Regions from separate parts of the Mus musculus genome. Here region 1 is linked to region 2. A link is a loop called in an ENCODE intact Hi-C map of the cell type or tissue named here. Cell type or tissue: gastrocnemius. All regions are shown on one strand. Links, peaks and the distances in the headings refer to the core of each region. The heading gives the core; the rest is flanking DNA. Region 1 has its middle 79 kb from the start of Cdca7l. Region 2 has its middle 38 kb from the start of Gm31482.

Evidence for each region. Peaks named below come from ENCODE experiments on the same cell type or tissue, not always from the same donor. Only the 100,000 strongest peaks of a DNase experiment are listed, where the experiment ranks them.
Region 1: a loop joins it to region 2, with 6 times the contacts of the local background. A loop is called at or near these places in 21 of 42 quality-filtered maps.

What each region holds. Positions count from the first base shown.
Region 1 is chr12:117,762,258-117,767,636 of GRCm38, forward strand. No RefSeq gene overlaps it. Among named protein-coding and RNA genes, the nearest start is that of Cdca7l, 79 kb to the right of the region's middle. In gastrocnemius, for the core only: a CTCF peak has its summit at 2,788 (motif pointing right); DNase peaks (open chromatin) are centred at 2,779 and 3,182; H3K27ac peaks cover 1,560 bases.
Region 2 is chr12:117,425,144-117,430,522 of GRCm38, forward strand. No RefSeq gene overlaps it. Among named protein-coding and RNA genes, the nearest start is that of Gm31482, 38 kb to the right of the region's middle. In gastrocnemius, for the core only: a CTCF peak has its summit at 2,415 (motif pointing right); a DNase peak (open chromatin) is centred at 2,449.

The DNA.
Region 1 (5,379 bases), core at 247-5,246, 340 kb after region 2:
TCTTCTTTATCGCCACTGGCCATCCTGAGTTCAATCCTCACTTAAAAGTCGTCTCAGTAACTCTCCCTCTGGTTCCTCTTCTCAACTCCATTCCCTACAGTAATGTCCACACTACCTTCATACACCCAACATCGCCCTTTCCAAAAACAGGAATCGCATCTCGTTTCTCTCCAGACCCGCCTCTTCAGTGACACTTTGTAGATGGCAAAACTGAGCCTCAGCTGCAGAGCCTTTCTATCCCCTGAGCACCTCTCCCAAGTCAAACAGATAGACACCCCAGCAGACCAAAAATCTTGGTGCCCTCTAAAACATATTCTACATGTAAAAGTAATGTGATTCTTGCTATTTAAAATGCCAATTGTCTTAGGGTTTCTATTGCTCTGACAAAATACCATGACCAAAAGCAGCTTGGGGAAGAAGGGATTTATGTTCAGTAGCATCCCTGGTTGTCAGGGCAAGAACTCAAGGCATGAACCTGGAGATAAGAACTGATACACAGTCCATGGAGAGACGCCTCTTACTGCTTGTTTCTTATTGTTTACTCCTGTTCTCTTATAGTACCCAGGCCCACCAGTGGTACCACCCACAGTAATGTGTGCACCACCACCCCACCCTCCTGCATCAAACATCAATGAAGAAAATGCACCATGGGCTTGCCCACAGGTCAGTTTGGTGGAGGCATTTTCTCAATTGGGATTCCTTCTTCCAGAATGACTCTAAATTATGCCAAACTGACATAAAACTAGCCAGTATGCCTATGGGGAAAAACAAACAAAAAAACAAAAAAACAGGCACCAAATGTTTGTTGAATAAGTAAAGATATTTGAATATACATACTAGTCAAAGGTACTAAACTGTAGTGTGTGTGTGTCTGTGTGTCTGTGTGTGTGAAGGATCATGAGTCATGAGATCAACTAGTTTTGAACACAGTACAAGCCATAGAAGAGATCTGCACTGGGAGTCATTAAGAGCCCTTGTTGTTTATGGTTTTAAGCTGGTGTAGACCTAGGCTTGCCTCTGTAGGTTGGTTTGGGGGGGGGGGTTGTTTTTGTGGCTTGACTGCTGTAAGAAATAACTGATTGTACTCCTTTGTGTTCAGTTGGCCTGTGCCTGGCCTCTGAAGGAGCAGGAAGGGAAAAGGGAGGAGGCTGGAAAGGAAGGCCTTGCCCCTTCCTGCCCTGTGCCCAGTGCTGATTCAGCGCTCTTGTGAGGGGCGTAGTCTGCAATAAAATACACATAAAAGCCCTAGGAACCAGCACACCAACACACCAGGGCCTGCTCCCTTAACACAGGGAGGGCATGGTATAGCAGAGAGAGGAGCAGTCCACAAAACAAGACTAAGTCTAACAGTATAAACTTTCCTCGGGGAGACTGGGACCCAAAGAAAATGAGTATCCCCAGTGCTGAGTTCTTATTAGAGGCAGTTGCTTGTAAAGATGCCATGCCATCATTAAAGCATGTTTACAGGGAATAGAAGGTCCTGCTTAGCAGAGCAGCAGGGAGAACAGAGGTGAGGAAATGCAGATAGAAAAAGATATAGGACATAAATTCACACAATGAGCACACAGCAGGACATGCTCAGTGTCCTTGCAAGGGGTGTGGTTCTCGGGCAAGTCCTACCACCATTGAATGTACACTGTTGGGGCCAAGTCCAGGACCCTATCCCTGGGTGTGCATGTGAATGTGTGTGTGTGTGTGTGTGTGTGTGTGTGTGTGTGTGTGTGTGTGTGTGTGTATTCTCAGGGCTAACCTTTTGGTGTTGAATAACTCGTTGGTGTGCTTTCTCTTGGAGAATATGTTTCTCCTGCTCTCAGCATTCCTTAGTTGTCTGCAGACCTTGTATAGGGCTGAGCCCCTTGGGTCTCCTCATTCACCACATTACATACATGTTATTGTTTGTGTTCAGCTCATGTTCAGGTGATCAAGATGGTGAGACTCTGTGGTCTAGCTTCTGACATTCCTAGGAAACACAATCTCGCAGAAAACTCCCTGATCCTCTGTCCCTTATAATCTTTCTGTTCCCTCTTCTGCAATGATTCCTGAGCCTTAGGTGTGAGAGTTGTTTTATAGATATAGATATCCATTGAGACTGGGCTCCACACTCTGTATTTTGATTGGTTGTGGTTTTCTGTAACGGTCTTCATCTGTTGCAAAGAGAAGTTTCCTTGATGAGAGGTGAGAACTATATTCCTCTGCGTCGATAAGGAAAAACAGTTACAATGTATTTAGAGAATATTTAGTAAAGTGGTGATTGTAGGTTCAAGACCCATGTTGTCACTAGCCCTGGGAAGTTGGCTGGGTTTCCATCAGTAGGCATGGCTTTCCTCTTGTTGATCAGGTCCTTTTTTTGCTTCTTGAATGTTAGAAGTTTTGATGTTGATGATGATGTTTTGGGTTGGTTGGTTGGTTTGTTTTCAAGACATAATTTCTCTGTGTATTCCTGGAAGTCCTGATACTCACTATGTAGACCAGGGTAGCTCAAACTTTAGATCCTTTCAGCTCTGCCTTCCAAGCACTGAGATTACGGGCATGTGCAATGTAGCCTAAGCTCAAACTCATTTTTAACCTGAAGATAAGGTTAAGTCCTTGGTCCCCCTTCCACCACCTTCAAAGTCTGGGGTTGAAGATCCAGTTTGAGAAAGTTCTTGTCCACAATGTATTTATTTACTGAGGCACCGGATACTCAATTGCTGATAACATGCTCTTTGCCCCAATAATAACTAAGACATTTGCGACATCTGGTGGACGTATACTGGTCCTGCGCATAATTTACGTGAGAAATTGTGTTCACAGAGGGCCTGGTTAAATCAAATGACACAAGGGGGCGCTGTTCTATCTACAAAGCCTGTGTCAGCTCTGCAGCTGTACTGGGATGTGGCCCTGGAGGTTACTCTGCCTTTCTTTTTCTTTTTTTTCGTTCCTTTTTCTTTTCTCTTCTTTCTTGCCTTTTCTTTCTCTTTCTTTCTTTCTTTTTTTTTTCAGTGCAACACACTTTTTCTTTCTTAAACACAGGTGTCTAAGTGTAAGAGGCCTAACTGGAAAGGGTCTCCTTGGAGCTGTCAGCAAGGAGGATGGGTCACCTCAGGCTTCAGCATTCTCCTAGCCCACCACTCACCCTCTGGGGGAATGAAGATGCCTGCCTGGCTCCCTAGAGCTGCATCTGCCCTGCAGCCTGCCAAAACCTCACTTCTGGTTGCTTCCTGACCCTAGCTACACCCTATGGAGACACATATGGTCATCCTGGCTGGGCAGCATTGACTTACAGGCTAAACTCAGGGCTCCACCCATGAGCTACACAATGTCCTATCTCTGTGGAGCACTGAATGTCACAGGGGTGGACTTCCCCTGTCTGCATTCTGCGCCTCTTCATTGAAATGACTCTTCTTTATTGCCATCCAGTCCCTGGATGCTCATCGTGGACCCTTGGCATCTCTCCCCCTCAGGAGAGACCCTCCTTACAACCAAGCAGCTCATCCCCAGCCAAGTGAGGACATCTGAAATAGGCAGCCTCCTCCGGACATCAACCTGTCTCCATGCACCCAATTAAAAAAAAAATGATAGGAGCTCGTGTGATTATTGGAAGAGCCATGGTAACTGTCACAGATTTGGGTAAAAGACACGGTTTTCTATGAGTGATGACCATATATGGGAGCATAATGATGACCTGCCTAACTGGGGTCAAAAGCTGGTGGACCTGTTAGGGTGCCATGGGAGCCCTCTCAGACTCTTCCCAGCATCCTGGTGTCTCTCTATCCCTGGAACTAGGGCCCATCCCAGCACACTCCTGAACACAAATTATAATGGTGAATGGAGTAGGGTTTCCACAGCTACACCTGAAGCTAGGGCACCATTAGCCCATCCTTCCTTAAGGCTTGGGAACAGAGTTCTCAGAAGAGATCAGATGAGGCTCAGCTGTGCAGTCTCATGGGCTAGGATGCGAAGAATTCATCCCCTGCTCTGCCCTGCCAGAGCAGCAAGGACCAGAAGCACAAAAATTACATTGGGGAAGGCTTTCTTACCTTCCTCCTCCCCTTGACTTGACAGCAGGTCTAGAAGAGAGAAACCCTCAACTTCCATCATTCAGGCTGCTGTGCAAGACCAAAGTTTGCTCTTCCAGATTGGTTGTTCTGTGATGTGGGTGGAGTTTGTGACCACTCTCATCTCTTCTTTCTTCTCTCTTCTCCTCTCCCCTCCCCTCCCCTCCCTTCCTCTCCCCTTCCCTCCATTCTCCTCTCCTCCCCTACCTCCCTCTCCTCCCCATCTCTTCTTTCAGAGACAGGGTTTCTCTGTGTAGCCTTAACTGTCCTGGAACTCACTTTATAGACTAAGCTGGCCTTAAACTCCAAGATCTACATGTCTCTGCCTCCCTAGTCCTGGAATTAAAGCCATGGGCTACCATGCCCAGCTGTGGCCACACTTTTCAACAAGGCCACTGTCCAAATGCTACCCAGCCTCCAGGGCTAGAAAAAACTCCATTTTCTATTGTGCACAAAGACCACTAAGGACCCAAGACAGAGCACAAATAGGGTCTTGAAGTCAAGAGATAGATGGGGATGAGCAGGCAATTGAGAGCAGCAGAAAGTGGGTGTGGAGCTGTCCCTTCTCTGCCTGGCCATGCCTGGCCACTTTGAACAGTCCTTCTATTTTGGAGATACTAGATGTCTTAGTTAGGTTTTATTGTTGTGAAGAGATACCATGACCAAGTCAACTCTTAGAAAGGCAAACACTTAATTGGGGCTGGCTTATACTTTCAGAGGTTTAGTCCATTATTATCATGGTAGGAGTCATGGCAGCATCCAGACAGACATGGTGCTGGAGAATGAGCTAAGAGTTCTACAAACAGGAGTCTATCTTCCACAGGCTGTGAGGAGGAGGTTCTCTTCCACACAAGGCAGAGCCTAAGCATAGGAGGAGGCCTCAAAGCCCACTGTCTTAGTTAGGGTTTTACTGCTGTGAACAGACACCATGATCAAGGCAAGTATTATAAAAACAACATTTAATTGGGGCTGGCTTACAGGTTCAGTCAGAAGTTCCGTTCATTATCATCAAGGTGAGAGCATGACAGTATCCCAGCAGGCATGGCGCAGGAGGAGCTGAGAGTTCTATGTCTTCATCCAAAGGCTGCTAGTGGAAGACTGACTTCCAGGCAACTAGGGTGAGGATCTTATACCCACACCCACAGTGACACACCCATTCCAACCAGGTCACACCTATTCCAACAAGGCCACACCTTCAGATGGTGCCACTCCCTGGTCCAAGGATATACAAACCATCACACCCACTTACATGGTGACATACTTCCTCCAACAAGGCCACACTTCCCTGTGGGCCAAGCATGCAAACACATGAATCTATGGGAGCCATACCTATTCCAACCAC
Region 2 (5,379 bases), core at 156-5,155:
TGCAACAAATGCCAAACTAGGATTTGTTTCAGAATAACAGATTACTTTAGGAAGTCCAAGATCAGGGTATAGGTAGGGTTGGTTTCCTCCAAAAGCCCCGTGGGAAGGGTCTGTGGCCAGTTTGCAGAAGGCTGCCATCTTGCTGCCTCTTTGACACTCATCTGCTCACACACTCTTATCTCTGTACTTCAATTTCTGCTTCTTATAAGTATGCCAGTCATACTTATAAAATTGGATTAGAGTCCACTACAATGGGTTAATTTTTAACATAGCTGCCACTGCCTAGGTCCTTATCTTCAAACACAGCAGCCTCTGTGGTACTGGGAGTTAGGACACTACCGTGTGAGTTTAGAAGAGGGCACAGTTCAGCTCAGGCCGTAGTACCTGAACGGCTCATTGACACGGCTCACCGGCTAATAATACCAAAGAGCACACAGCTGAACGCAGGTGTCTGATCTGACACATGAGTTAGCAGAGCAGACCCTCAGTAAGCCCAAGAACAGATGTCCAGACAGCAGTCTGGGGACAGAAAGGGGAAGCGGGACTGAGGTAATGATCTGAACTGGGGTCTCCAAACTTCCTGGGGAGGTTCTGGAGCTAATGGAGCACTGAGTTCTCACTGCAGGTGATAAATCTTCCTAATAGCGCTTCTAATGCAGTGCTCTACATTTAAATATTTTAATATTAATTTATTCTAATGCTACCTCAAGTGGGTAATGAACACCATCATCCACTGAATTAAAGAGAAAGGAGAAAGATCATAAGCAAACCCTCATGAATTCTCTGCTCCAGGAGAAAATCCAGGCGGAGTGAAAGAAATCCTAGACTCACTCATTTCTCCTTTAAGCCATTAATAAATGACACTTAGAAATGTCATTTATAAAGTAATGGTAGCAGATGTAAATGGTTCCAAACAGGTTACCATTGTGAGGAAGGCAACCACTTAGCTCGTAGTTCGCTTCGGCCACCAACGCAGCACAGTCACGGTAACTGGTACCTAATGTTTAACATGCATCTGGTACGGTCCAACACTGTACTCAGATCATTTCATTTAGTGAATGCTTCTGTAGCCCCAGGAGCAGGTGATTATAACCCCATTTAACAGCCGAGAAGATTAAGATCCCAACACTTAAGACAGGATTTAACTCACTATTGCAAGAAAGGGTCTTCCAGTTTGAGAATATGCGCTCTCACAATAACCGATTGTCCTAACAAGAAAAATATGCCGGGTGTGGTGGCACACGCCTTTAATCCCAGCACTCAGGAGGCAGAGGCAGGCATATTTCTGAGTTCGAGGTCAGCCTGGTCTACAGAGTGAGTTCCAGGACTACACAGAGAAACCCTTTCTCAAAAAAACAAAAAAACAAACAAAAAAAAAAAACAAAACAAAAAAGAAAAAGAAAAGAAAAATAGACTACTCCTGCATCAGAGCTGGCATCAGAGAGCCTACAGCAGATAGGCTATCGAGGAGCCTGCAGGAGAGCCTGTAGCAGATCCTGCTGCTCTCACAGTGGGGAGCAGAGCATGAGGGCTGAACCTTCAGAATAATGAACAAAGACACAGAGCTGGCAAGACCAGTTAAAAGCTAGAGGAGTGCTGTCCCTGAGAATTCACTTAGGTACTGGGAATCAGAGCACAGAGCATCCTCATCTCAAGACTGCTGGGGGCGGGGGAGGGGGTGGGGGACAGGGAGGGGGACCTGTAGCTCTGAGAGTGAGGGATAAGGCTGGTACTTGCCATACACGTGTGAGGCCCTAGCTTCAATCACCAGCACTCCCACAACAGAACACAATGAAACTGAACTGGAAACTGACATGACCTCCTTCAAGGCTACCTCCTTCAAGGCTACCAGTGCCCATATTAACACCTATGTTGGATAGTAAATAAGTCCTTGAAATCCAGGGCAGAGGTATAAACTTCCCCATAGCTGGGCATTCAGTGTTGTGGAACTATCAGAGCCAAGAAAGAAGGTGGTCTCCCTGGCCAGTTGCCATTAGCAAGCTAGCCCTCTATGGCATTTGCCAGTGTGCTGCCTCCCAGGTCCAGATACATCTTTCTATATAGGCTCTGAATAAGGAGCATGGTTCTTCTAAAGATTCCTCCTTTAAAGTGAACAAGAAAATGTATTGGCCAGACATGACGGCACACACCTATAATCCAAGTTGTCATTGTCAAGGGGCATGGGCAGGAGGATTGCCACGTATTCAAGGCCAGCTTGGTATAGATACACAGCAAGTTTTAGGGCCTCTGGGGGCTACACAATGACTCTCTCTCTCTCTCTCTCTCTCTCTCTCTCTCTCTCTCTCTCTCTCTCTCTCTCTCTCTAAACCTTTGTATTTTATTTATAATATATGGATACATACAGTAGTTAGGAAGAAAACAAGTGAGCAGAAGTAATACTCTGGTTCCAGTAGAGGGCACTAGAGGGCCACTGCTGGGGGAAGAGGCTCTTCAGTTTCTGGGTGGCCCTGGGATTGGTGGCCCAGGTAGAGAGCAGATAGAACCTGCCTTGGCTCCAGAGCATGCCCCCCCTTACAACTTTGCAAACTCATCCTAGCAGTAACCTCTCCTTAGCTGTACTGAAGAACAGCGCCCCTACCATCCTTGTCCACCAGTGAGATCCCACTATGCTCATGTTAGCAGCCAGTGAGATCCCACAATGCTCATGCTATCAGCCAGTGAAATCCCACCCTGCTCATGTTATCTATCAGTTGATAACATGCAGTCTTGACAGTGGTTATGATTCATCCTGCAACTCCAAAGATGAGGCCCCACAGAAAAATCTCTCTGGTGTAGTGGCTAAGCCATTCTTAACTAATCTCACTGCCAGCCTGAGGATGCCATGCAGGATTCTCTTCTATGTCCATAGTCCTTATTCCCTAGCGAATAGTTCATAAACTTCCCAAAAAAAACAACTGTAGCCAGAACGGTATAAACACTACTTCTTGGATCGATTTGTGCTGTCATGGTGGTAATCTGCAATCTTCCAGTTTGCATGCTGACTCTGAAGACAGTTTAGATGGAATTTGCCGCCATCTAATCCCAACCCTGGTTATATTTATGATATGCTTTCAGTCAAGATTTGAGAGCACTAGATCCAACCAGCACCATCTTAATTTGCTTTTTGTTGCTGTGATGCAGACCATGACTGGTGGGGGAGCATTTATTTGGCTTACAGGTTAGATATAGTCAGCCCATCAACAAGAAGAGCTGAGGCAGGACCTGATGAAGCCATGGAGGGATGTTGCTTACTGGCTAAGTTTGCTTTTTTATACAACTCACAAAGCCAGCTCAGAAGTGACACTGCCCACAGTGGGCTAGTTCATCCTACATCAATCACTAATTAAGAGCATTTCTGACAGGCTTGCCTATAGGCCAGTCTGATGGAGGCATTTTCTCTTTTGAGGTTTCTCTTCTCAGATAACTCTAGCTTATATCAAGTTGGGAAAACAATAACAACTACTACTATTACTACTGCTGCTGCTATTAACCAGACCTGTACCCAGGAGGCAAAGGCAGGGGAATCATACATCTAAGACCAGTAAAGATGGCACAGTGAGACTCTATCAACAAGAAAAGAACAGTAACAAAGCCACGAGAGATGAACGCAGAATGAAAAGCACTTTGCAAAGCAGCATGATGCTCAGAGGATGTGGGGCTGCATTTGGAATGGGTGAGTACCCGAAGGATGGTCCTCAGGGATCAAGAACAGAAATGGTATGGGTTCAGAGGTCAGCAGTTGAAGAATGTGGGCCCAACATGGGAAATGTGACACAGTCTGGCTTGCTTCCTTAGCAGCAACAGCAGCAGAAAAATGTGTGGAGAGTGCCCAAACCAGAAGGCACATAGAAGTCACTTACAATTTTTGTCACATTTAGCCATTTTTTTGTTGTTGTTGAAACTGGCATTTTCAGGATAAGAGAGAAAAAAATGAAAAGACATCTTTATTCAGGTCACGCTGTCATGTCACCTACCAGAACCTGGGGCATTTTGCTAACACAACATATTTTAAAGTGATTCCTTTAGATCGAAATTGAAAACTTGAAACTGTGTTCAAGATGCAGAAAAGAAATCCAGAGACCGTTTCTGGCCTGTCAGGTGTCCCCAGCTTTCTCTTACTCTACTGGTCACAAAATTAGAGACATTTACTAAACAAATGGGCAAATAGTCTAACACTTGCAAGCTGTGGTGTTCTACCGGTAAAATGGAAAACAGAAGTTGTGTGGACATGTGTCATCTGTCATGCCAGCAAATCTGCTTCAGAGAGAATGCAGACAGCTCAGCCAGCGGGAGGCGACACACCAGGGCCACGGGACAGTCCACACGTGTGCCTACTCTACCTCCCTGCTTTCTGTTCTAGCCTTAGCTTTGTGGGTGACATCTCAATTCCAGTTGTGTGACATGTTCTCCAGGTGTTTATATACCAAGGACCAGCTACCGTGGCTGTAAATCCAGACATTTCTAAGAGCAGAGTCTCAGCCTTTCACACTCTTCAACACAACTTTAAAAGGTTAACACAACTTTTCCTGTGTATCTTCTGCAGGATTGCAGCTGGCATTGTGGGACATGACACAGGGCTCAGCCCATGACTACGTTCCTGGCCATCTTTTTTGCTTTCTCTTTTTAATTCCATTGCTATGTGCACTGACTTAAAGTGTGTGTGTGTCCATAAATGTACAGGTATGTATATTTCCATGCATGAGGAAGGTAGAGAATAAATAACCTTCTATCATTCCTCAGAAGCCATATACCTTGTTTGGGTTTTTAAAAAGATATATGTATTTTATTTTATTTTTATTTATATGTATGGGTAGTGGGTGCTGGTAGAAGTCAGAAGAGGGTGGGTGTTGGATCCTCTGGAGCTGGAGTTACAGGTAGTTGTAATTGAGCCACCTGAAGTGGAAGAGGATTCTGGGAACTGAACTCTGGTCTTCTGCAAGAGCAGCTAATGCTCTTAACTGCTGAGGCATCTCTCCAGGCTCCCACTACATTTTTTGAGACAGTATTTCTCGATGACAAGGAAGCGTCCAAGCAGGCTAGGCTGGGTGGCAGCAAGCCCTGGGTGTTTGCCTGTCTCTGCTTCTTCCAGCAGAGGAATCACTGCCTACTTTTCTGCATGGCGTCTGAGGACTAAAACTTGCAGATTAACTGGATGGTGGTAGAGCAAACATTTAATCCCAGCACTTGGGAGGCAGAGGAAGGTAGATCTCCGTGAGTTTGAGGCCAGTCTTGTCTACAGAGCAAGTTTCAGGATAGCCAAGGCTACAAAGAGAAACTTCATTTTGAGGGTCGTGGGGGAGAAACAGAAAACAAACAAACAAACAAACAAATAAAAAACTCTGCAGTCTCTCGTCCTAACCCTCATTGTGTACTTTGAAA